Regions from separate parts of the Homo sapiens genome. Here regions 1, 2, 3, 4, 6 and 7 are each linked to region 5. Evidence: chromatin contacts called from ENCODE Hi-C or POLR2A ChIA-PET data. All regions are on one chromosome and are shown on one strand. Each heading gives the region's core, a stretch centred on a gene start or an enhancer-like site at or near the end of the contact. The rest is flanking DNA. Distances are from core to core; before and after follow the strand shown.

What was found. A loop is a pair of places that touch in the nucleus more often than their neighbours do. ChIA-PET counts read pairs that join two places held with the same protein, here RNA polymerase II (POLR2A). Pooled maps may share reads with other maps.
Region 1: a loop to region 5 is called in a pooled map, with 5 times the contacts of the local background. The contact joins the promoter of ACTL10 here to the promoter of SPAG4 in region 5. A Hi-C loop is called at or near these places in 7 of 50 pooled maps. POLR2A ChIA-PET finds 5 or more read pairs at or near these places in 2 of 52 experiments (A673 and activated CD4-positive, alpha-beta T cell).
Region 2: a map of OCI-LY7 shows a loop between it and region 5 (8-fold over the local background). The contact joins the promoter of E2F1 here to the promoter of SPAG4 in region 5. A Hi-C loop is called at or near these places in 1 of 168 maps with a recorded cell type or tissue (OCI-LY7) and 6 of 50 pooled maps. POLR2A ChIA-PET finds 5 or more read pairs at or near these places in 1 of 52 experiments (A673).
Region 3: a pooled map shows a loop between it and region 5 (21-fold over the local background). The contact joins the promoter of AHCY here to the promoter of SPAG4 in region 5. A Hi-C loop is called at or near these places in 3 of 37 single-sample maps with no recorded cell type and 7 of 50 pooled maps. POLR2A ChIA-PET finds 5 or more read pairs at or near these places in 2 of 52 experiments (H1 and PC-9).
Region 4: a pooled map shows a loop between it and region 5 (10-fold over the local background). The contact joins the promoter of SAMHD1 here to the promoter of SPAG4 in region 5. A Hi-C loop is called at or near these places in 7 of 50 pooled maps.
Region 6: a loop to region 5 is called in a pooled map, with 10 times the contacts of the local background. The contact joins the promoter of ITCH here to the promoter of SPAG4 in region 5. A Hi-C loop is called at or near these places in 8 of 50 pooled maps. POLR2A ChIA-PET finds 5 or more read pairs at or near these places in 2 of 52 experiments (Caco-2 and PC-3).
Region 7: a pooled map shows a loop between it and region 5 (6-fold over the local background). The contact joins the enhancer-like site here to the promoter of SPAG4 in region 5. A Hi-C loop is called at or near these places in 2 of 37 single-sample maps with no recorded cell type and 6 of 50 pooled maps. POLR2A ChIA-PET finds 5 or more read pairs at or near these places in 1 of 52 experiments (naive thymus-derived CD4-positive, alpha-beta T cell).

The regions. Positions count from the first base shown.
Region 1 is chr20:33,665,601-33,669,150 of GRCh38, reverse strand. It overlaps ACTL10 (actin like 10), which reads right to left and starts at 2,208. Exons shown (of 1, transcript NM_001024675.2): 1 at 626-2,208. The coding sequence starts at 1,653. The coding sequence ends at 916. All of the region lies in intron 5 of NECAB3 (N-terminal EF-hand calcium binding protein 3), which reads left to right. RefSeq lists enhancers at 1,406-1,485, 2,296-2,515 and a silencer at 1,836-2,165.
Region 2 is chr20:33,684,997-33,688,582 of GRCh38, reverse strand. E2F1 (E2F transcription factor 1) reads left to right here and starts at 2,198. Exons shown (of 7, transcript NM_005225.3): 1 at 2,198-2,579. The coding sequence starts at 2,319. RefSeq lists silencers at 1,859-2,358, 2,469-2,828.
Region 3 is chr20:34,302,003-34,305,393 of GRCh38, reverse strand. It overlaps AHCY (adenosylhomocysteinase), which reads left to right and starts at 2,039. Exons shown (of 10, transcript NM_000687.4): 1 at 2,039-2,151. The coding sequence starts at 2,124. RefSeq lists enhancers at 1,675-1,794, 1,815-1,864 and a silencer at 2,435-2,664.
Region 4 is chr20:36,950,349-36,953,810 of GRCh38, reverse strand. SAMHD1 (SAM and HD domain containing deoxynucleoside triphosphate triphosphohydrolase 1) reads left to right here and starts at 2,103. Exons shown (of 16, transcript NM_015474.4): 1 at 2,103-2,375. The coding sequence starts at 2,168. RefSeq lists a silencer at 2,389-2,608.
Region 5 is chr20:35,614,566-35,618,124 of GRCh38, reverse strand. It overlaps SPAG4 (sperm associated antigen 4), which reads right to left and starts at 2,296. Exons shown (of 12, transcript NM_003116.3): 1 at 1,818-2,296; 2 at 885-989; 3 at 539-605; 4 at 285-346; 5 at 1-38. The coding sequence starts at 2,121. RefSeq lists enhancers at 561-610, 1-790, 821-1,090 and a silencer at 1,521-2,250.
Region 6 is chr20:34,361,939-34,365,332 of GRCh38, reverse strand. It overlaps ITCH (itchy E3 ubiquitin protein ligase), which reads right to left and starts at 2,060. Exons shown (of 25, transcript NM_031483.7): 1 at 1,984-2,060. RefSeq lists a silencer at 1,526-1,755.
Region 7 is chr20:36,842,018-36,845,280 of GRCh38, reverse strand. The region is part of intron 1 of MTCL2 (microtubule crosslinking factor 2); the gene reads left to right. Among named protein-coding and RNA genes, the nearest start is that of MTCL2, 20 kb to the left of the region's middle. Within about 2 kb of position 1,785, at least 17 of the 41 ENCODE cell types and tissues checked have a DNase peak (open chromatin) inside an H3K27ac peak, as active enhancers do.

The DNA of each region.
Region 1 (3,550 bases), core at 959-3,458, 1.9 Mb after region 5:
AGAACGAAGGCAGGGATTTTTGTCTGTTTTATTCTGTTTCCAGCACCCAGAATAATGTCTGGCATACACTGGGTGCTTCATACTAGGGGCTGCTGTTGCTTTAGTTGCTGGCCCATCACAACTGTGGTGGGATATCATTCAGGGCTGGGCTAGGCGTGGAAGGCTGTGCTCACAGGTTCACAGGGCAGGGCCTGGCCCGAGGACATACGTGAGTAGGCAGGTACGTGAACACCCACGCGTTTGTGTGGACACGTGTATACACAAGCTCGAACAGTGCTGATAGCCAGGGCTTGAGGCCCTTGAGTGGTGACTTCCAAAAAATAAGCTGCCCTTCCCTTTGTGTGTTCAAGAAATATCTCCACCTCCCTTTGCTCCATAGCTCTTGTAAGGGGGAGGGAGCAGTGAGCAGGCCCGGGATTGTGCCTGACCCCACTTTTTACAGAAGGGGAAACTGAGGCACTCATAGTCAACAATGACCTGAGCACATGGCTAGGCACAGGGCTCCTCCTCCTGGTGACTTTCACATGAGATTTAGTAGCTTTTCAAGGGATCGCCCCTTGGGGCCTGGCATCGGATGTATGTCCAAATGGTACATGACGAGGGTTTGGAGGAACTCCCATATCTGTGGCATGGACACAAGTGGGGCATCACCTTTATTGCCATAAAGTAGGGCCCTGTGGGTAGGCAGCTGGACTGGCATTCTCTGAACTGGCAGTGGTTGGGGAGATTCAAACTGCAGTTCAAAATGAGGGTCCCATGGGTCCCAAATACCTTCTCCTGGCCCAGAAAGGGTATGGGGGTGACCCATCCAGTCAGCTCCAACCTCCAGGAGGACCCTGCCAGCTCCAAACACTTGACTCTTTAGATAGAGAGCTGTCCCCCAACGCAGTGCCACCCCCCCCAGTCCAGCCTGACTCAGTTGAACACATCGTACAGCAGCCTGGAGCCACACTCCTGGTACATGGCCCGAGTTATCCAGCGGCGCTGGAAGGAGTGCAGGGAGGCCACCATGGAGCCGCCGGTCCACACAGCCATGCCACGCCCATGCTTGGCCACCAGGTGGGGCCGCAGGGCCGCGTAGCCGTGCCGCCGGCACTGCGCCTCCAGCTCCTTGTCCAGGCGCTCGGCGAAGCCAGGAAACAGTGTGGAGCCGCCGGCTAGCACCACGGTGTCTGCCAGGCGTGTCCGCAGCGTTTTGGGCATCTTCTGCAGCGCCCGGAAGGCCAGCGCGGGCAGCCCCTGCTCAGCCTGGCCCAGCAGGCCCGGCTGGAAGATGGGTTCGGGGCAGCGGAAGCGCTCACTGCTGAGGCAGACGCAGCACCCGTTACCCACGCTGAAACTGGCCGGATGGTGGCGGGCGGGGTCGCGGAGGTCGCCCTCGAAGTCCAGGGACACGTAGCAGCTGCGCTTCTTGAGATGTGTGATGGCCTTGCGGGGCAGGGCCTGCTGCAAGAGGTCAGGGTTCGCCGCCACCAGCAGATCCCGCAGGTAGCGCGACAGGGTGCTGCCTGCCACGTTCAGTCGGAAGGTGGCCTGGTGCCACGAGTGACCCGCGTAGATGGGCGTGGCGTGGCACACGCCCGCGCCCGCCTCCACGGCCAGCCCGCTGAACGCGCCGGTGGAGCAGAGCGCCAGCAACGCGGTGCTAGCCATGTGGCACGCGGGCACTGCCAGGGTCTCGAACAGCAGCTCCGCCACCCTTTCGCGGCCCGCGGGCGGCGCCAACGGCGAGTCGCTCACCAGCACGGGCCACTGCTCTGGGCACACCCGCAGGCCGCCCACCAGCAGGCGCTCCCACAGCCCTTCCAGCGCCTCCCAGTCCGCCACCACGCCGTGCTTGATGGGGTGCGCCCGCGCCACGCCGCCCGCCAGCTCGCAGCCCGGCGCTCCGGGCAGCACCGGCCGGTCCCAGCTGGGCACCAAGCTAGAGCTCTTCAGCACTATGCGCGGCTGGTTCTCGCCCGCGAAGCCCGCCTTGGTGAAGCCCGAGCCCTGGTCCACCACCACCGCGATGCGGCCCAGGGAGGACGGCCGGTGCACGCGGCGGCTCCCCGACACCGACGCCACCTTCGGGCTCGGCCCAGCCGCGGGGCTGAAGGCTCCGCTCCTCCGCGCCACTCGGCTTCGTCGGCCCGATACCTCCCGGCCTCTGTCCTAGGGAGTAGTCCCCTTCAGCCTTTGGCTCTGCCTCCGGAGCCTAAGTTCTTCCTCTTCTGGACCAAATCACCACCCTTTTCAGCTCTTGGCTCCGCCCTCTGGTCTGAAAGCCCCGCCTCTTCTGTCCGGGCCATCCGCCTCCTTTTCAGCTCGTGGCTAGTTCCTAGGCCTGAGGCCCGGCCCCTAGTTCAGGCTTCAGTCTCCGCTCTGGCTGGGTTCCAGCCGCATCTCACCCTCTTGGTCTCCCTCTGGCGCCGGGCTTCAGGCTCCACGCTCTCAGGACCCGCCTCTGCTTTGCTGTTCCGCCCCGTCAGCCCTTGCTGAGATGGCTGACGAGATGGCTAGGACTGATCCTTTTAGATCCTAAGAAGCCCCCGGGAGGAGCAGAACTTTGAGGGCGAAGGGGCCTTGTGGTAAGGCCATTTGGACATATATCCCCCTTGAGGACCCAGGCAGCCTCCTGGCACCTCTCACCTGGGCTTGACGGAAGTTCCTGGTTGTGGAGAGGGGAGGGGCTGGTCAGAAGGCAGAAAAGAACTTGGATTGGGCTCATTGTGACCTCACTCCCCAGCAGCTGCACTTCGCAGCTCCCTACCTTATGACAACTCCCTGGACCCATCCTCTCTTCTGGACAGAGCCAAGGGCAGTGATTTTGGCATCCAGGGGTCTGGCTTCAGCAGCCCAGCACAGTCTGATTCCTTTCCCAAACCACTTAGAATTATCTGATGTACTCTGTCCAGATGTGTGGCCCCCTACCCCTCCCAGTGCTGAAGAAAAAGCTTTTTCATCACAGATCTGCAGCTTCCCTGAAGAGCCCCCGAGAGGCTCTGGCCCTACCTTTATGGGCTTCCACGGATGGATTCACGTGGGCCTCAGTTTGAGACTCAGTTCTTTTTTTTATTATTATTATTTTTGAGACGGAGTCTCGGTCACCCAGGCTGGGCGTGCAGCGTTGCAATCTCAGCTCAGTGCAACCTCTGCCTTCCGAGTTCAAGTGATTCTCCTGCCTCAGCCTCCTGAGTAGCTGGGACTACAGGCATGCACCACCATACGCGGCTAATTTTTGTATTTTTAGTGGAGACAGGGTTTCGCCACGTTGGCCAGGCTGGTCTCGAACTCCTGACCTCAGGTGATCCACCTGCCTTGGACTCCCAAAGTGCTAGGATTACAGGTGTGAGCCACCGCACCCAGCAAGACTCAGTTCTGAAGCTGACTCACTGTGCAGTCCTAAGCAAGTCTTGATCTTTCTCTGGGTTCGGTTTTCTCCTCCAAAAGGTAGTAATAATCCCCCCACACAGGAAAGAGGTCACTTCTTGTCTCTGCAAAGCCTCATCCTCCTGAGGACCAGTTTGGTTGCAGGTAGAAGACTCAGGTGAATGTAACCCAAAATAAG
Region 2 (3,586 bases), core at 949-3,448, 1.9 Mb after region 5:
TTGCTCTCTGCCAGCACCTGCGTTGGTTGTTTAGAATGGGACCTACCCCTCAGCTTCTTTATGGAGAGGGGATGGGGAAGGGGGACAGGCAGACCTCAGGGCTGGGAATGCAGTGTAGGCCCAATTTGGTCACTGGTTGGCTTCACAGTTACTTTCTCCTGAAAGGGCCTCAGTTTTCCTATCCATACAGCAAGAGGCTTATGTGGTCTCTGTGGTCCCTTCTAGCTATGATACATTCTAGGATTTGCAATGAGTAATTTCAGAAACTACTCATTGGAGGGGAAAACAACTCCTGATTTCCTAAACCACCTCATAGTTTGTAAAACACTTTCCAATTCCTTATGCTTTTCATTCTCCTGGCAACCCTGGAAGGGGCCAGGGCAAGGTCTGTGTGCCCATTTGAAACTAAGGGTGAGAAGCATCCTCAGGAGCTGTGATTTGAGGCTGCACCACTCATTTTGATTATGCTGGTACACCAGTTTGCTTTCAAATGTGAGTATGCATAAAAATAACCTGGAAGCTTGGTGAGGTGGCAGTCACCTGGAGTACCAGCTATGCTGGAGGCTGAGGCGGGAGGATCTCTTGAGCCCAGGGGTTTGAGACTACCCTGGGCAACATAGTGAGACCTCGTCTATATAAAATAAATAGGAAAAAAAAAATAAGATACTGGCTTTTCTAATTCCCTAAGTGTCAAAAAAAAAAAAAGAAAAAGAATAACAAATATCACCTGGAAAGGGGACATGGCATTGTTAAAATGCAGATTCTTGGGCACCTAGAGATTTTAAATTGGCAGGGCCAGGGTGGGCCCAAAATTAGCAAGTGACCACGTGGTTCTGAAGCCAGTGGCCTAAGGACCACCCTTGCAGAACCGTGGTCTCCTTGTCACAGTCTAGGCAGCCTCTGGCTTAGCCTCTGTTTCTTTCATAACCTTTCTCAGCGCCTGCTCTGGGCCAGACCAGTGTTGGGAGGAGTCGCTACTGAGCTCCTAGATTGGCAGGGGAGGCAGATGGAGAAAAGGAGTGTGTGTGGTCAGCATTGGAGCAGAGGCAGCAGTGGGCAATAGAGGAAGTGAGTAAATCCTTGGGAGGGCTCCCTAGAAGTGATGTGTTTTCTTTTTTTGTTTTAGAGACAGGATCTCGCTCTGTCGCCCAGGCTGGTGTGCAGTGGCATGATCATAGCTCACTGCAGCCTCGACTTCTCGGGCTCAAGCAATCCTCCCACCTCAGCCTCCCAAGTAGCTGGGACTACGGGCACACGCCACCATGCCTGGCTAATTTTTGTATTTTTTGTAGAGATGGGTCTTCACCATGTTGATCAGGCTGGTCTCGAACTCCTGGGCTCATGCGATCCACCCCGCCAGCTGATTACAGGGATTCCGGTGGTGAGCCACCGCGCCCAGACGCCACTTCATCGTATTGTAAACGTCTGTTACCTTTCTGTTCCCCTGTCTACTGGACTGTGAGCTCCTTAGGGCCACGAATTGAGGATGGGGCACAGAGCAAGCTCTCCAAACGTTTGTTGAATGAGTGAGGGAATGAATGAGTTCAAGCAGATGCTATACGTTGGCTGTTGGAGATTTTGGCTAAAATGGGACTTGCAGGAAAGCCCGACGTCCCCCTCGCCATTTCCAGGCACCGCTCTTCAGCTTGGGCTCTGGGTGAGCGGGATAGGGCTGGGTGCAGGATTAGGATAATGTCATGGGTGAGGCAAGTTGAGGATGGAAGAGGTGGCTGATGGCTGGGCTGTGGAACTGATGATCCTGAAAAGAAGAGGGGACAGTCTCTGGAAATCTAAGCTGAGGCTGTTGGGGGCTACAGGTTGAGGGTCACGTGCAGAAGAGAGGCTCTGTTCTGAACCTGCACTATAGAAAGGTCAGTGGGATGCGGGAGCGTCGGGGCGGGGCGGGGCCTATGTTCCGGTGTCCCCACGCCTCCAGCAGGGGACGCCCGGGCTGGGGGCGGGGAGTCACACCGCGCCTGGTACCATCCGGACAAAGCCTGCGCGCGCCCCGCCCCGCCATTGGCCGTACCGCCCCGCGCCGCCGCCCCATCCCGCCCCTCGCCGCCGGGTCCGGCGCGTTAAAGCCAATAGGAACCGCCGCCGTTGTTCCCGTCACGGCCGGGGCAGCCAATTGTGGCGGCGCTCGGCGGCTCGTGGCTCTTTCGCGGCAAAAAGGATTTGGCGCGTAAAAGTGGCCGGGACTTTGCAGGCAGCGGCGGCCGGGGGCGGAGCGGGATCGAGCCCTCGCCGAGGCCTGCCGCCATGGGCCCGCGCCGCCGCCGCCGCCTGTCACCCGGGCCGCGCGGGCCGTGAGCGTCATGGCCTTGGCCGGGGCCCCTGCGGGCGGCCCATGCGCGCCGGCGCTGGAGGCCCTGCTCGGGGCCGGCGCGCTGCGGCTGCTCGACTCCTCGCAGATCGTCATCATCTCCGCCGCGCAGGACGCCAGCGCCCCGCCGGCTCCCACCGGCCCCGCGGCGCCCGCCGCCGGCCCCTGCGACCCTGACCTGCTGCTCTTCGCCACACCGCAGGCGCCCCGGCCCACACCCAGTGCGCCGCGGCCCGCGCTCGGCCGCCCGCCGGTACGGACCCCAGGGACGCCGCGCCGACAGCGCCGCCTGTGCCCCCCGCGCAGACCCGGGAGGGCGCCGTGTTTGGCCTGGAGGCGGCAGGGGGCGGGGGAGGGGTTGACTGAGGCGCCCAGGCTGGGCGGTGCAGAGCCGGGGTTGGGCCTCCGGGCCCCGCCCTGGGGTGCGGGGTGACCTCGGGCCGGTCCCTGTTTGCTGCTCTGTGCTCTGCGCCTCAGCTTCCTCACCGGAGCCTCCCCAGCGTCGGACTCAGTGATAATAATAGCCCACGTGTATTCAACTGGCGTTTACTGCATGCCAGGCCTTTGGGCGACTTCAAGCCAGCTAAAACTCACAACCCCGCTGTGAGCTGTGTTGTCACTGTGCCCATCTGACGGAGGAGGAACTGAGGCCCAGAGAGGGAAAGTGACTTGCCCCTGGTCACACGGCTGCAGGTGGTGGGGCTGGGATTTGAACTGAGGCCTGCTGGCTTCAGCTCAGAATTTGCATCTCGGTAGTGAGCACAGCTGCTAGGGGAAGTGAAGGCGGGGCGGAGGAAAGTCCTGGGGCCTAACCGTTGGTGAGCCATTGAGGAGACCCTCCTTCCTGCCTCGATGCTGACTGCCAGGTGCAGGCCTGGCCGGCCAGGCCTCTGGGGACAGCCCTCCTGGCTGGGAGGCCTTCTCTGCAGGGGCGGGGCAGCTGGACCAGCTGCTGATCCCCTCCCTCTGCCTGTCCTTCCATCTGCCACCCTCCACCCTCCCAGGCCCTGGTTGCCATGGAACCTCATTAATCAGGCAGGCCGACCCCTGAGTCTCTGTAGAAGGACTAGGTGGGCTGGGCCTCTGGGAGCTGGAGAGGAGGCCCCCAGTGCCAGGAGAGAAAATGTCTCAGGGAGATCCTTTAATAAAGCCCTCCCTGATCGCTGAGCTCAAGACGAATTCAGACTGGAGGGCCCAGAAGAGGCGGCTGAATTCCAGTGGGAGAAGGGATTGGAGGCGTAGAAGCCTGGAGCTGGGAAC
Region 3 (3,391 bases), core at 790-3,289, 1.3 Mb after region 5:
ATCAAGTGAGACCAATACATTTACTATGTCATAGAAGACCTTAATTCTTATTTTTATTTTTTATTTTTTGAGACAAGAGTCTCCCTCCGTCGCCCAGGCCGGAGTGCAGTGGTGCGATCTCGGCTCACTGCAAGCTCGGCCTCCCGGGTTCACGCCATTCTCCTGCCTCAGCCTTGCGAGTAGCTGGGACTACAGGCTCCCGACACCACGCCCAGCTAATTTTTTTTTTTTTTTGTATTTTTAGTAGAGATGGGGTTTTACCCTGTTAGCCAGGATGGTCTCGATTTCCTGACCCCGTGATCCGCCCGCCTCGGCCTCCCAATGTGCTGGGATTACAGGCGTGAGCCACGCGCCCGGCCAGAAGAGTTTAATTCTTTTCTCATTTTTAGGTTAAAAAATGAGTAGAGGCCGGGCACGGTGGCTCACGCCAGTAATCCCAGCACTTTGGGAGGCAGAGGCTGGCGGATCACCTGAGGTCGGGAGTTCGAGATTAGCCTGACCAATATGGAGAAACCCCGTCTCTACTAAAAATACAAAATTAGCCAGGCGTGGTGGCTCATGCCTGTAATCCCAGCTACTCGGGAGGCTGAGGCAAGAGAATCGCTTGAATCCGGGAGGCAGAGGTTGGTGTGAGCCAAGATCATGCCATTGCACTCCAGCCTGGGCAACAAGCGCCAAACTCTATCTCAAAAAAAGAAAAAACAAAATTAGCCAGGTGTGGTGGTGCGTGCCTGTAATCCAAGCCACTCGGGAGGCTGAGGCAGGAGAATTGCTTGAACCCGGGAGGTGGAGGTTGCAGCGAGCCTAGATGGTGCCACTGCACTCCAGTGTGGGCGACAGAGTGAGACTCCATAAAAAAAAAAAAAAATTCAGGGGAAAAAAAGCAATTAAAAAAACATAACTATAAAAATAATACAAATTACAAAACAACCATTTGCATAGCATTTACATTATATTAGTTATAAGTAATCTAGAGATGATTAAAGTGTACGGAGGAATGTGCATAGGTTATATGCCAATACTGCCTCATTTTATATGAGGGACTTGAACATAGAAGGGTTTTGGAGTCCACAGAGGTCCTGAAACCAATTTCCCCTTCCCATGCCTGGGATGACTGAATTATACAGCAGCAAAAATGAATATACTCAAGCTATATGCATGAGTCTCATAAATATAATGCTCACAGAAAAAAGCAAGTTGCAGAAGGGTAAATACGGTTGATATATAAAGGTGCTAAACACAGAACTATTTAATGATATACGGATGCAGTAAAAGTATAAGAAATGTATGCAAACTTACTTAAATTCAGGGTGTTGGTTACTTGGAGTAAGGCGAATGTTTGGGATGTCAGTAGGTACCTGACAAATGGCAACTTAACTTTGTTTTGGTTTTTTTGAGATAGGGTCTTGCCCTTTCGCCCAGGCTCAAGTGCTGTGGTGGGATGATAGCTCACTGCAGCCTCGATCTCCAGGCTCAAAAGATCCTCCCTCCCGCCTCCGCGTCCCAAGTAGCTGGGACCACAAGCGCGCGCCACCACGCCCGGCTAATTTTTAATTTTTTTTTGTAGAGTTCAGGTCTCACTGTGTTGCCCAGGATGGTCTTGAACTCCTGGGCTCAAGCGATCCTCCCGCCTTGGCCTCCCAAAGTGCTGGGATTACAGGTGTGAGCCACCGCGCCTGGCCTGCAACTTTACTTATAATAATCTGTGTGGCAGATGTCATTTGGCCCATTTTACAGATGAGGAAATTGAGGCACAGGGAAGTGAACTGGCGGAATTTCAGTTCCGCTGGGTTTTGACACTGAATCAACTGGCTGAACCAGCGAGAGGACGGCCCGGCTGGCTCTCAGGCCTCTCCCGGCGCTCCCTTCCGGACCGGTGAGTGAGACTCCTGGGGCCACGCCTTGTGAAATTCTGAGGCTTCTTTTCAGGGATCGAAATCCCCTCCGGCTCCGCCCTGCGCGTTGGGCCCCGCCCCAGCGGGTCATGAATATGCAAGTGCGAGGAAGATATTTAAAGGCGTCGGCGCCACGCGCATATCCCTGCTCGGCGCTGCCCGCCCAGTTCCTGTTCCCAGACTGAGGCCCAGCCCCCTTCGCCCGTTTCCATCACGAGTGCCGCCAGCATGTCTGACAAACTGCCCTACAAAGTCGGTGAGTCCCAGGACCTGCAGCCGGTTGCGGCCGCCCGGCACCCGCCCGGGGCTTGTTCGTGGCGGGGGCTGCAGGGCCGACTCGGGGCTCTCTGGACCCCCTGGAATCGCAGCCTCGGCGCGTTTCTGGCCGCGCGAAGCCAGCTGGAAGTTGGAGTTCTCGCGCGGCCATGAGCGGGCCGTTCCGGGTGGCCGTGGACTACAAGTCCCAGCATGCCCCGCGACGCCGGGGCCGCCGCGCGGTCTGCGAGCCGCAAACTGGCGGCGTGCTCCGCGGGAGAGCACACCTGGCCACGGCCTGGGACGGCTGGCACCTGCCGGACCCTGCTCGGGGGGCCTGCGCCCGGCCTCCTAGGCCTGGACCGGACCCTGTCCAGCTGGGCGGCCCCGACGAGCGTCCACCCCTCTCTGGGCCTCCTACAGGGACGGCGAGGGCACCCCGGAGGGTGTATGAGGAGAGGCCTGGAAAGCGAGCCCCAGGCCGGCTCCGATCCTCCTCTCCCCTGGGACTTTGGGCCAGTTACCCAACCTGTGGGGTCCCCCACCCCTCCAGCAGGGGCAGCCTTGCAGAAATCTCGAAGAAAATTTGGAGTGGTTTGAAAAATCCTGCTGTCCCACCGATTGAAGTGTAATACAGGGATAGTTAACGTTTACTTAGTGTTTCCTGTGGGATCGGCACTGCCTTCTAGCTTTATTCTAGTCTCATGGCTCTATAGGGAAACTGTTCTCATTTTATGATGAGAATCCTGAGGCAGAGGTAACTTGCCCTCAGTCTTACAGCTGGTGGTGATGGAGCAAGATTGGAACGCAGGCCATCTAGATCTCTGAGCGCACCCTTTCACCACTGTGTGCAAGCGAATACACGCGGAACAATCCTAGTGAATTTTCAGCAAAAACCAGTTCAGTTTGGCTGGTAGCTTTTCAAGTAACTTTGACACTATTGGACCGGGTGTGGTGGCTCACCCCTGTAGTCCCAGCACTTTGAGAGGCCGAGGTGGGCGAATCACTTGAGGTCAAGAGTTCGAGACCAGCCTGGCCAACGTGGTGAAACGCTATCTCTACCAAAAATACAAAAACTAGCTGGGCGTGGTGGCGGGCGCCTTCATTCCCAGCTACTCGGGAGGCTGAGGCAGGAGGACTGTTTGAGCCGGGGAGACGGAGGTTGCAGTGAGCCGAGATTGCACCACCACGCTCCAACCTGGGCAACAGAGCAAGACCCTGTCTCAAAAAAAAAAAACAAA
Region 4 (3,462 bases), core at 854-3,353, 1.3 Mb before region 5:
AGACAGGGTTTTGCCATGTTGGCCAGGCTGGTCTCGAACTCCTGACCTCAGGTGATCCACCCGCCTCGGCCTCCCAAAGTGCTGGGATTACAGACGTGAGCCACTGCGCCTGGCAGGAACACCTTTATACTTTCCTCCATGGGTCTGCAGGAAAAGGGAGCCATTGAAAATTGTGGGTTAAATAATAGAAAATAGTTTTATATCAAAACCCCCTTTACTTATTTATTTATTTTTTATTATTATTATTTTTGAAACAGAGTCTTGCTCTGTTGCCCAGGCTGGAGTGCAACGGGAAGATCTTGGCTCACTGCAACCTACACCTCCCACATTTGAGTGATTCTCGTGCCCCCGCCTCCTGAGTAGCTGGGATTACAGGCATGCACCACCAGGCCTGGCTAATTTTTGTATTTTAGTAGAGATGGGGTTTCACCATGTTGGCCAGGTTGGCCTTGAACTCCTGGCCTCAAGTGAGTGCTCTGGCCTCCCAAAGTGCTGGGATTACAGGCATGAGCCACTGCACCCAGCCCCAAACCCCCTTTAACAAGCAGTGGTTGGCAAGTTATCAAGACCATGGACTTTGGAACCAAGTTACATCTCTTGGGTTTGAATACAGGCTTCATCATTTCCTAGCTGTAAGACCTTGGGCAGCTGGGTACGGCTGTGTAATCCCAGCACTTTGGGAGGCTGAGGTGTGGGAATCACCTGAGGTCAGGAGTTCAAGACCAGCCTGGCCAACATGGTGAAATCCTGTCTCTACTAAAAATACAAAAATTAGCCAGGTGTGGTGGCAGGCGCCTGTAGTCCCAGCTACTTGGGAGTCTGAGGCATGAGAATCACTTGAACCTGGGAGGCAGAGGTTGCAGTGAGCTGAGATCACGCCACTGCACTCCAGCTTGGGAAACAGAGCAAGACTCCGTCTCAAAAAAAAAAAAGAAGACCTGCGGCAAATTACTTTTTCCTACATCCTAAGGTAATTGTGATAATTAAGTGAAGTAATATGTGTAGAGCCCTTAGAACTTTACAATATTTGTAAAACCCTTAGAAGTTATAAAAATTATTTAATATTTAAATAATTTAATGAATGTACTTAATTCATTTAGTATTATGTATAAATATAAAATTATTTTATATTTGTAAAGCCCTTAGAACCGTGCCTGGCACACAGTAAAGCTCTGTTTGCAAATAATATTTTGGCTCACCAGTAGACCACTAGTTCATACTGCTTGATGATAAGCTATTCCGCCTCATTCGTCCTTGACCCCCTAAACAGGTCTATGCCTTGGTTGCTGGGAAGGTGTGTTGGCTTTATTAACAGTAATAGTGATATGTCCTTTTACCAGGCAATTGCATGGACCAGTATTTATAGGGAAGTTTGAGCCCTGCCGCAGAGGGGTTAAGTGATGGGAAAATGCCTGCCATTTTCACATGCTGTTACAACCAGGCAGTAAAAGTCCTCAGAAGTTAAATTTTAAGTAATCAGACTGGCCACTTTCCTTCCTCTGGGAATGCAGTTGGGATGGAGGGCTCTGTCTCTAGTTGGAAAGAAGTCTGAAGTCCCCTCCTGTGTGGACACCAGACAACAGGTATCCCAGGGCCCTCTAGTTGACCAGCAATACTGTGGAATGAAGACACCCTCAAGTCACATTTGAAATCATTCCGGGTTCTTCCAGTTCAGCACCTTGACTGTTTTCCTCTTCACTGGGAAGGTGCTGGCAGCCTGACGGCCTTTTAGGCTTCTTTTAAGTTTGGGGCATCTGAAACCCGGCCAAGGTGCGGCGGGTAGTGTACTCATTCGAAGGAGAATACCCCCAATTCACTAGACGAGCCCCTAATTGGGGGTGCGGTGCCGGGCGCGCTCTTTCCTCCCCCTTTCCACCAGCACTGCCCTCAGTTCTGCTTCTAGCCACGCCCTTTCGCGTTCACGTCCAGCGCCCTGGCGGGATTGATTTGAGGACGACTGGACTGCCATTGCGCCTGCGCAGGGAGCCCAAGGCAAGAGCCGCTAGGCTGCCCTGCCCGAAGGGCTCAACTGTCAGTGAGCCTGCGCAGGAGGCCAATAGGCTGCCAATACTCCTTGGACTCCCCGCCAGGGCCCTGCTGTCAGTGCGCCTGCGCGCGGGTCCGGCGCCGAGGTTCTTGACTGCTGTGCCGGACGCCAGGTGTAGCCATGCAGCGAGCCGATTCCGAGCAGCCCTCCAAGCGTCCCCGTTGCGATGACAGCCCGAGAACCCCCTCAAACACCCCTTCCGCAGAGGCAGACTGGTCCCCGGGCCTGGAACTCCATCCCGACTACAAGACATGGGGTCCGGAGCAGGTGTGCTCCTTCCTCAGGCGCGGTGGCTTTGAAGAGCCGGTGCTGCTGAAGAACATCCGAGGTAGCGGCTCCGGAGGGGCTGAGGGGCGAAGGGCGGCGACCTGGGGCGCGGGCCAGGCGCCCTGAGGGAGGGGGCCCCACGAGAGGACCGAGGCCGAGGAGCGAGCCCTGCGGCGGGAGGCACCCGGGAGGGCGGACCTGCGCTGGGGGCGCCGAGGAAAGGAAGACCCGAGGCGGGGGAGGGAGCCCTGCGGCGGGGGTTCCCAGGAGGGCCTGCGGCATGGGGCTCCCGGGACTGACTCCCCGAGGCGGAGGAAGAAGACATGGGGTCGCCTGGGATAGGCGATTCGTAGGATGGGAGCAGGCTCCCGGGATTGAGGACCTGGGAGGGGCAGTCGTAGATTGGGATCTCACTCTCGTGGGTTTCTTCACTAACTTGCCACCCCGGCGCGGGACAAGCGAGACTCGGGTCCCTTTTTTTTAGTTAGAAGGAGATTTTTCCCCAGACCTTGGTGGGCGGCTTGCTGTCATCCAGGCTCGCGGGACCCCTCCGCGCTAACCGCAGCTCCTTGAACACTTGCCACATCAGAGGATGTTCTGGGGCTTTTAGGTTTCGGTTTCCTCCCTGAATTGAGGCTTTTCCTGAAGGGGAAGGAACTGGCTTGGTTAATCTCTGAATTCCCATCACCTTCCTTGGCATCCCAGCAGCGCCCGATAGGCGTGTGTTGACTGCACTTGCAGAACATGGTAAGGAACATGTTTTGCTCTTTAAAAGCAGGTTCCCCTCCAAAATCTGAACCTTGGGGTTGTTCAGTTGACCACTGAATCCCCAGCATGCCACAGTTTGGCCACATCCCCTGGAGAAGTGTTTAGGTTGAGTTTTAATCATATTTTACTGATTCGTATCCAAGCATCCATCCTTGTGAATTCTACTCAACTTTTTGTGGTGGGTGTGAGATTTGACTCCTGCCTTATATCCTCTAGGTGTCCAATAGGAAGGTGATTCTTTGGTGGTTGGGATTTGCAAATTTAGTAAATTTTTGCATTTGTTAGGTGGGGCCCTGTTTGGCTAGGTTGGAAACTGGGGTAGGAGGAACATTAGTGGTTCAGGACCCAAAGATAGCTTGAATGGGTATGGGAAATTGCAT
Region 5 (3,559 bases), core at 1,047-3,546:
CAAAGGAGAGACCAGGTACAGAAGCCCCAGCCAGAATGCTGGAGAAAGAGAGGGAGGGGTCTCAGAAGGAAAAGGAAGAGAATGGGTTTCCCCGGCATAGGGGGACAGTGGAAAGAGGCTTGAGGGGGTTAAGCCTGGGGAGGACCGTGGGAGTCTGAGGGGGAATTAGGGGGTTCTGCAGGGGAATGCCAGGAGCTGCAGGACCGAGGATGTAGGAGAAAATGTGCTGGGTTTGCCTCCAAAGCACCCAGGGCAGGGGCTCCAGGGAATTCACTGCCCCTCACCTGACAGAAAGAGGCTCAGCAGCGACACAGCCGTGAACAGGAAGCGGATGGAACAGACCTCCCTGGGGAACCGGAGGGAGGCTGAGGCCCCGACCTGCTCAACCCTCCAGTCCCCACCCCAGGGTCCTAGACCCAGCTCTTGCCAACATGACTCAATCAGATCTGAATCGGCTCAAGCGCCAGCAAGGTTCCGGCCCTGCTCCCCACCCCCTCCAAAGAGCTGTTCCTGGGGCGCCAGCGTCCCTTCCTCTGACCTGTACATGCTGACCAGCACGTCTCCTGCCAGGGATAACAACACGCTCAGCCCCTGGAAGAGCAGGCCTGAGGCCAGGACAGAGGGTCAGAGAGGGGCCCACGGCAGGGAGAGGCGGGGCTCAGCCTGCGTGGTGTCCGGGTTCAGAAGGGGCTTGGGAGGGGCCGGGGGTGGGCCTGGGGCTCAGGAAGAGAGGGTCGGCTAGGATAATTGGATGGGGGCTAGGAATGAGTTGAGGCTCGGAGAGGGGCTCGATACTCAAACGGGGGCCGGGGGCTCAGAGAGAACTGGAGTTCGGAGAGGGGAACCCGAGGGTCAGAGGGGATCGCAGCTGGCCTGGCCCGTACTCAGAAAGCTCTTGAACACCCGCGGGGGAGGCATCTCCTGCCTCAGATCCAGGGTCGGGAGAAGGTCGAGCGGCTCCTCAGAGACTACTGGAGACCCAGTCGGTTCTGCGGGAACCCAAGGGCTCCACTGGGGCCTTGCGGACCACAGACCTATTTTCCCCTCGAGACCGGGCCGCAGATTGCTCAGTCCACAAGCCAGACAGCTGGGAAGTCTCTCACAGGCTTTGGTCCCACCGCAGCCCTATCCCGGCTCCAGCTCCGCCCTCTGAAGCCCCGCCCCTCAGGGAGGCTCCGTCAAGAGTTGGTCTCCTGGCCGGGCGCGGTGGCTCACGCCTGTAATCCCAGCGATTTGGGAGGCCGAGGCGGGCGGATCACCTGAGGTCGGGAGTTCGAGGCCAGCCTGATTAACACGGAGAAACCCCGTCTCTACTAAAAACACAAAAATTGGCCGGGCATGGTGGCGCACGCCTGTAATCCCAGCTACTCGGGAGGCTGAGGCGGGAGAATCGTTTGAACCCGGGAGGCGGAGGTTGCGGTGAGCCGAGATCATGCCATTGCATGGCATGGGCAACAGGAGCGAAACTCCGTTGCAAAAAAAAAAAAAAAAGAGTTGGTCCCTCCCCCAAACGGATGACCCGCCCCCAGCCTTAGATCTTGGTGGAACCCAATTGTCCTGGGAGCCACTCACGCTAACATTGAGGCCGCGCCCCCTCAGTGGCACCCAACCACAAGATTTTCCCCGCCCCTTCCCATAACCGTCCAGGACACCGAGGCTCCGCCCCTTAAGGGATCTCATTTAGCACCATCCCTTTACCCTACAGGACCCACCTTGTAGGAGGTGCCCAGATATCATCTTAGCCCCGTCCCCGCCCAGCACCGCCCTTTAGGCCCCGCCCCCTCCACTGGCTCACCCGGGGTCGACCCCGCCCGCACCCGAGGCCCCGCCCCTCACGGTTGCCGCGCCACAGGCTGTCTGCCAGTTGTGGCTCCGAGGCGCTGGCTTCTGCTGAGAGCTTCCTGCCCATGTGGTTCCTCCGGGCACTCCCGCGCTCAAGGCGGGCTCACCGCAGCTCGGGCCCCGGGCTCTTCTGCCCTCGGGCTCCCCAGGCCCGGGCTCCGCTGACCGGAGCCCTTTGCTGTCCTCCGAGGTGATGCTCATTGAGCTGTTCTCGCTGAAAAAGTTGGGCGTGTGCTTGCGCGAGGACGAGGCCGAGCCCGGGCGGGAGCTTCGCCGCATCCTGACCCCCTGCTGCCTAGTCACTGACGCTAAAGCCGCCGCTGCGGTCGCCAAGGCCCTGGGGCCTCCTTCAGCCGCTGCGCGCCGCGGGGACCCCACGGACCCTGCGTGAAGTCGGCAGGCCCCGCGGCCGCACCTGCCCTCCCGCTGTGTCCCGGCCGGCTGCTGACGTCACAGAGGAGCCTCGGTCTCCGCGGGCTGCCCTGGCCGCGCGTCACGGAGCTGGCCGTGACGTCACCTGGAGCCGTAGCCATGGCAGCCTCTCCTTCTGACTTTGTTGTTGTTTAAGAGACAGGGTCTTTCTCATTGCCCAGGCTGGAGTGCAGTGGCCTGATCATAGCTCATTGTAACTTCGAACTCCTAGGCTCAAGCGATCCTCCCGCCTCGGCCTCCCAAAGCGCTGGGAGTACAGGCGTCAGCCACCGCGCCCGGCCTCTTTTACAGCAAGCGATGATGTCACAGCACTTCCCAGAAAACCCCATCTAAAATGGCACTCAGTCTATAACAGTTTTTTTCTTTCTTTCTTTCTTTCTTTCTTTCTTTCTTTCTTTCTTTCTTTCTTTCTTTCTTTCTTTCTTTTTTTTTTTTTTTTGAGATGGAGTCTCATTCTGTTGCCCAGGCTGGAGTGCAATGGCGCGATCTTGGTCCACTGCAACCTCCGCCTCCCGGGTTCAAGCGATTCTCCCGCCTCAGCCTCCTGAGTGGCTGGGATTACAGACATGCACCACCATGCCTGGCTAATTTTGTATTTTTAGTAGAGACGGGGTTTCTCCATGTTAGTCAGGCTGGTCTTGAACTCCCGATCTCAGGTGATCCACCCGCCCCGGCCTCCTAAAGTGCTGGGATTACAGGCATGAGCCACTGCGCCCAGCATTTTTATTTTTATTTTATTTTTATTTTTTGAGACAGAGTCCTGCTGTGTCGCCCAGGCTGGAGGGCAGTAGTGCAATCTCGGCTCAGTGCAACCTCCGCCTCCCGGGTTCAAGCGATTCTCCTGCCTCAGCCTCCCGAGTAGTTGGGATTACAGACACCCGCCATCATGCCTGGCTAATTTTTGTATTTTTGTAGAGACGGGGTTTTACCATGTTGGCCAGGCTGGTCGTGAACTCCTGACCTCAGGTTATCCGCCTGCCTGGGGCTCCCAAAGTGCTGGGATTACAGGAGTCAGCTACTGCGCCTGGCCTCTTTTAAAGCAAGTGATGACGTCACAGCACTTCCTAGAAAACCCCATCTAAAATTGCACTTAGCAAATACCAGTTTCTATCCCCCTTCCCTGTTTTGTTTTTCTCCTCAGCACGTGTCACTAACATGCTATATATTTCATTTCTCTCTTTCTTTGAGATGGAGTCTCGCTCTGTTGCCCAGGCTGGAGTGCAGTGGCATGATCTCAGCTCACTGCAACCTCCATCTCCCGGCCTCAAGCAATCCTCCCGCCTCA
Region 6 (3,394 bases), core at 811-3,310, 1.3 Mb after region 5:
TGATATCCTTGGTGACTTGACCTGTATGCTGAATGTAATGGAATTCCTTTTGGACTCACAAAACTTAAATTCACAGTTCAAAGAAGCAGTAGAATTTCCACCTTCATTTCTAAATTTTTTTTTTTATTTTTTGAGACAGGGTCTCACTCTGTCACCCAGGCTGGAATGCAGTGGCAACGGTAACAGCTCACCGCAGCCTCGACCCCCCGGAATCAGGTGATTCCCCCACCTCAGCCTCCTGAGTATCTGGGACCACAGGCGCCTGCCACCACACCCGGCAAATCTTTGTATTTTTTGTAGAGACGGGGTTTCACGATGTTGCCCAGGCTGATCTCCAATTCCTGGGCTCACGTAATCCGCCCACCTCGGCCTCCCAAATTGCTGGGATTACAGGCGTGAGCCACCACACCCATCCCATTGCTTTTTTTTTTTTTTTTTTTTTGAGGCGGAGTCTCGCTCTGTCGCCCAGGCTGGAGTGCAGCAGCGAGATCTCGGCTCACTGCAGCCTCCACCTCCCGGGTTCAAGCCATTCTCCTGCCTCAGCCTCCCTAGTAGCTGGGACTACAGGCGCGCGCCACCACGCCCAGGATTTTTTTTTTTTTTTTTTTGTATTTTTAGTAGAGACGGGGTTTCACCATGTTGGTCAGGATGGTCTCGAACTCCTGACCTCATGATCTGCCCGCCTCGGCCTCCCAAAGTGCTAGGATTACAGGCGTGAGCCACACACAGCACCCGGCCCATTTCTTAATTTTAAAAATAAATCGTAGCTTAAATAAACCTGTAAATACACATAGCAAGCTCTCAGCAGATCTGCCATGAGAACTTCACCTCAACTGATAAACCATTCCTTAGCCGATTTTGAGAATGGAAATACACTGCCTTTACATACTTCCTGAAGATCGAATTCTATCAGGAAAAGATGCAGGAGAACCCACCTAAGTGGGTGGCTGGCTCCAGGGTCTTACTAATTTTCAAGGCAAAAATCCCACAATTCCCCATCCCCCACTCCAAACCAAGTATACTGTAGCTGTGGAAGAATGGCAGAAAATGTAATAAGATTAGGATACGAATACAACCAAGAAAACAAGGTTGCGTTGTTATTGGGGATAATGAATTCCTGGCCCTTTACAAGTTCACCTGGTTACATGTCCAACTAACTTTAGGCCCAGCGTCTACTTCGGGCGCACAAATTCTGCGATTCTCTTTTCTGTCGCGGACGGGAACTGTCTTGGAAAACTTGAGTTCTCCACTTAAAAGTCATGTCATCATGCTTCGACCCTTAGAATACGTTCAACGGCTACTTTTTTCTTTTCTCTGCTAAAGAAAAGGGCACTCTCCGGAGGAAGGGCAGTGACAGCTCCACGTCTGCAAAAGTCGGCGCCGCCACGACGGTGGCGGACGTCGGGGAGGGCGCCGGAGCCGGGACCACCACGCCGGGGGGACAATGGAAGGAGGAGGCGAGTGGGAGAGAGAAGGGGAGGCAGCCGCTGTGCTGGGCCCTTCTAGCGACTGGGGGCTCGGAAAAGTCTCGAGAAGGCCAGCTGGGTGGCGGGGGACCCGGCCGCCGCCCCTCACAGGGCCACGTCGCCCGCGCCGGCCCCGCCGCCGGGCCCCGCGCGTAGGCCGAACCGCTGGAGAGTGGCCCCAGGCGGGGCTGAGGGGCGAGGGGCCGGACGGTACCCACGCCCGTCGTGGCCCAGCCCTTTCACAACTTGGAGCCCGCGAGGCGAAGGCCTCCGGAAGCCTGTGCCAGACACTGATCCCTCCGAACGTCCAGACAGCCCACCCCCACCGCCCGGCCCGGGCCAGTAGCCCGAGCTCCCCGCGCCCCCGACAGACACCGGCTCTGGAAGAAGGAGCAGCCGCGGCTCTGGGGTCCCGAACCGCGCGTCCCACTCCTCTACCCTTGTTCTCCCCGAACATTCTCATCCGGACTCCCTCCCTCTCCCGAGAACTGCCCCGAGTTCGCCCACGGGGGTTTACCGGGACTCGGGGCGGCGGCGACTCCTCAGTCCCTAGACTAAGATGGCAGCCGGTCCCGAGCCCCGACCACAGCTACTAGAGCGAGTTAGCAGCTAAAGCGCAGGCGCCTGAGCGCGGAAGTGGTCTAGACTACAAGCCCCAGCAGGCCTTGCGCGCCAGCCGTCCGGCCCGCCCCTGGCTTGAAGAGCTGGCTGCGGTGGTAAATCAGTTAAATCCCAGTTTTCCTCAGCTCCAGGTGAGATGGGCGCGAGCGGCTCCCAGCACCTCCAGGCTTTTTTTTTTTTTTAACACCCCGCCCACCAGAGCCTATAAGGACTGTGATTCTCAAACTATGGTGTGCATCAGAATCACCTAGAGAGCTTATTAAAACTTACACTGCTGACCCCCACCCCCAGAGTTTCTGATCAGAAGATCTGGCATAGGAGGATAGGGTCTGATAATTTGCATGTCCAACAAGCTGTCTAGTGATACTGCTAGTGAGTGAAATCATAATTTGAGAACCAATGGGCTATATAGCTTAGTTTATAACTTAGTTGTTCTTTTTTCTTTTTCTTTTCCTTTTCTTTTTTTTTCTTCTTTTTGAGATAAGGTCTCACCCTTCACCCAGGCTGGAGTGCAGTGGTGCAGTCATAGCTCACTACAGCCTCACACTCCTGGGCTCAAGCGAGCCTCCCACCTGGGCTTCCTGAGTAGCTGGGACAGCAGTTGAGCACCACCACACCCGACTAATTTTGTTCTATTCTTTGTAGAGATGGGGATGGGGTGGAGTGCGGATGGGATGGGGCGGGAATAGGGCCACGGTGTCGCCATGTTGCCCAGGCTGGTCTCCAGCTCCTGGGCTCAAGCGATACTCCCTCCTCGGGCCTCCCAATCGCTGAGATTACAGATGTGAGCCACTGCACCTGGCCTGGCTTAGCCTTTAACAATGTACATTAAAGGGCGTGGTTAAAAAGAAAATAAAAGAAAAAAAATGTACACTTGAGAGTTACACTGACCGGATTCAAATCCTCCCTTTTCTACCTTTTAACTGGGTGCCCTTAGGGATGATGACAACAGCTTAGTGGAGCCAACGTGGCCTGTCCGGTATTCTAAGAGCTGATACCAAGCTCCCTTTATTCTCACAACAAACCTATTACAGAAATACCATTATTATCCCCATTTTACAAATATATAAACTAAGTCACATACTTGATAAGAACCCAGGCAGTCTGGCGTGAAAGTCCGTTGTCTTAACCTTCTTCATGGATTGCTTGTGAGAAATAATAGGCTATGCAGGCAGAGACTCAGAGGTATGACTAAGTGCTCAATACTTAGTGACCTTTGCTATTACTGTTTAGCCTGTTTCCTCCTAATGAAAATAGTATTTTGCCATCTGGAAAGTCACATTTTTCAAAGTGACTTTTTTTTTTTT
Region 7 (3,263 bases), core at 536-3,035, 1.2 Mb before region 5:
CAGAGACCTGACTCTTGCCCTTTTAGGGGGGGAAATAACTAGAAGGAAACGCCCTTCATCAGAATCCCTTGGGGGGCTCACCCTAGGAGTTTCTGATTCAGCAAGTCTGGGTTGGGACATGAGAATTTCTCACAAATTCACCAGTGATGCTGATGTTACTGGTCCAGGAACTGCACTTTGAGAGCCACTGTAATTCAGGTATTGTAATTATGCATGGATTATGTTTTCTTTTTCTTTTCTTCTTCTTCTTCTTCTTTTTTTTTTTTTTTTGAGACAGAATCTTGCTCTGTCACCCAGGGTGGAGTGCAGTGGTGTGATCTCAGCTCACTGCAATGTCCATCTCCTGGGTTCAAGCAATTCTCCTGCCTTAGTAGCTGGTATTACAGGCACCTGCCACCATGCCTGGCTAATTTTATATTTTTAGTAAAGACAGGGTTTCACCAAGTTGCCCAGGCTGGTCTCGAACTCCTGACCTCAAATGGTCCGCCCGCCTCGGTCTCCCCATAGTGCTGGGATTACAGGCGTGAGCCACTGCACCTGGCCTGTTTTCTCTATTTTCAAAACTGTCTCTATGATCATGTTTTACTTTTAGAGACAGGTTCTTGCTCTGTTACCCAGGCTGGAGTGCAGTGGTGCAATCATAGTTCAACAGAACCCCAACCTCCTGGGCTCAAACAATCCTCCCACCCCAGCCTCCCAAGTAGCTGGGGCCACAGGTGCACTACCAGACCAGGTAATCCATCCACCTCAGCCTCCCAAAGTGCTGGGATTACAGGCATGAGCCACCGCACCTGGCCAATGATAGCCATTTTTAAAGTCACGGCCTATTTGGATGTAATACATTATTATTATTGTTGTTATTATTATTATTATTATTATTTTTTTTTTGTAGAGATGAGGTCTTACTGTGTTGCCCAGGCTGGTCTTCAACTCCTGGGCTCAAGTGATCCTCCTGCCTCAGCCTCTCAGAGTGCTGGGGTTACAGGGGTGAGCCACTGTGCCCTGCCAGTGCTTTATTTTATTTTATTTTATTTTATTTTTTTCTGAGACAGAGTCTCGCTCTGTTACCCAGGCTGGAGTGCAGTGGCATGATCTCAGCTCACTGCAACCTCCGCCTCCTGGGTTCAAGCAATTCTCCTGCCTCAGCCTCCTGAATAGCTGGGATTACAGGCGTGCACCACCACGCCCGGCTAATTCTTATATTTTTAGTAGAGATGGGGTTTCACCATGTTGGCCAGGCTGGTCTCAAACTCCTGACATCGTGATCTGCCGGCCTTGGCCTCCCAAAGTGCTGGGATTACAGGCGTGAGCCATCGTGCCCGACCTGGCCTGTTTTATAAATAAGAAAATCAGTCATTTAAAAGTTAAAAAAAATGATTTCCAAAAATGACTCTAGTGCTCTGGGTGTGATCTTGTGTAAGAGATGTTACCTCCCATGATCTAAATGTCATGCATTTGTTAATGTAGCCCAGCATCATAGGGTTGTGTGCATTTCCCCTTGGTTCAACCTGAGCTTGGGGTCCACTTAGACCCTCCTATTCTTTCCATCACCATATCCTGTCATTTTAACTTTCTAGAGATAATAAGTGAGGTGCTGGTAACCGGCATGGCTAGGATTTGAACACAGATCCATCTGGAGGCTGGCCTAGCCTACCGGCTTGCACTTCCTGAGTGATCTTTCCTTCATGCTTCCTTCACCGGCTGCCTGAAACAGCGCGTGGATCCTTCACTTCCTCATTTTTTTAACTGGTGTGATCATTTACTGTTCCACTTCCTCCTCTCCACTCTGGTTCTGTCCACGTGGTATGCTGGTGGGGTGGTGAGTCTATGAGGGTGGAGGTGGGGGTGGGGGGCTGGCAAAGTGACTGTTCTCTGCAGCCCCAGGAGTCAAACCGATGGGCAGGAAAACCTCTCGAGCTTGTGAGAACTGGCCTGGAGGGCAGGGCTCCCTAACCCTGACTCTGAGTTAAATCCATCCAGCCTCAGGGGGCGCTGGCAACCCCAGTCGTACCCCCTTCCTCACAGGGAGCCATCCTACCAGGCTGACCATTGGAAGAGCAGAGCAGTCCTCCCCATCTGGGCAGGCAGGAGTGAAGAGAGAGAACCCCATGTTTGTTCCTTTCACAGGCACAAAATCAGATCCCCCTTCCTCCCAGCCCCAGCGAGGGTGTGGTGAGGGGTGCTCGGACAGAAGCCAGAGGTGTCCCTCTGACGGGAGCAGAGTGGACACTCCCTCCTCCCAGTGGCAGCATGAGGAGGGAGGAATACGAGACCCCACTTCCCAGTCCCTTCCTTTCCGTTTTCTTTGGGGAAAGACGGGTAGGGAGAGCTGAGGAATCCGGCTCTCCAGATCTGCCCTCTCCAGGGCCCACAGAGGCCTTCTTGCCCCTTGGACCCCCCACCCCTGCTTCCATCACTGCCATCCTCGGTGCTTCCCCTGGCTCCTCAGGGATGCCTTTAGCAGGTCATTCATCCCTGGTGACTCTGTTTCTCTTTTTTTTTATTTTGTGAGACAGAGGCTCGCTCTGCTGCCCAGGCTGGAGTGCAGTGGTATGATCTTGGGTCACTGCAACCTCTGCCTCCCAGGTTCAAATGATTCTCCTGCTTCAGCCTCCCGAGTAGCTGGGATTACAGGTGCCCACCACCATGCCTGGCTAATTTTTGTATTTTTAGTAGAGACGGGATTTCACCATGTTGGCCAGGCTGGTCTTGAACTCCTGGCCTCAGGCGATCTGACCGCCTTGGCCTCCCAAAGCGCTGGGATTACAGGCGTGAGCCACCGCACCTGGCCAGTTTCCCTTCTTAGTATACAATCTTATTTAAATCATTCGGTCACATTAAGAGTAGGTATTATCATTCCCATTTGTGACTAGGTTTTCACATTTGTATGAGACATAATAATTATGCATTTCTTCTGCGTAATTCTACTTCCCTCCCCCTTACACTTAGTATCTAATGATTGTTGCACATTCGTATGTCTTTTTTGTTGTTTTTGACCTGACTAAACATGCATGCATCCATTCAGTTAATATTTGTTGGGAGGCTACCACCTGCTAGGCCAAATGGGGTTGCCTCCAGGCACTCATGGTTTGGCTGGGAGACAAACTATTAAACATAGAATTGCAAATTTGCTAATAATGATTACAAAGGAGAAGTGAGGAACAGCTGGAAGCTGATGACAGCGGTAGCAGAAGCTGCCTTCAGGAAGTGAGGTCATACTCTTACCCTCTCTGCTTAAAACCCAAACCCAGGCCAGGCATGGT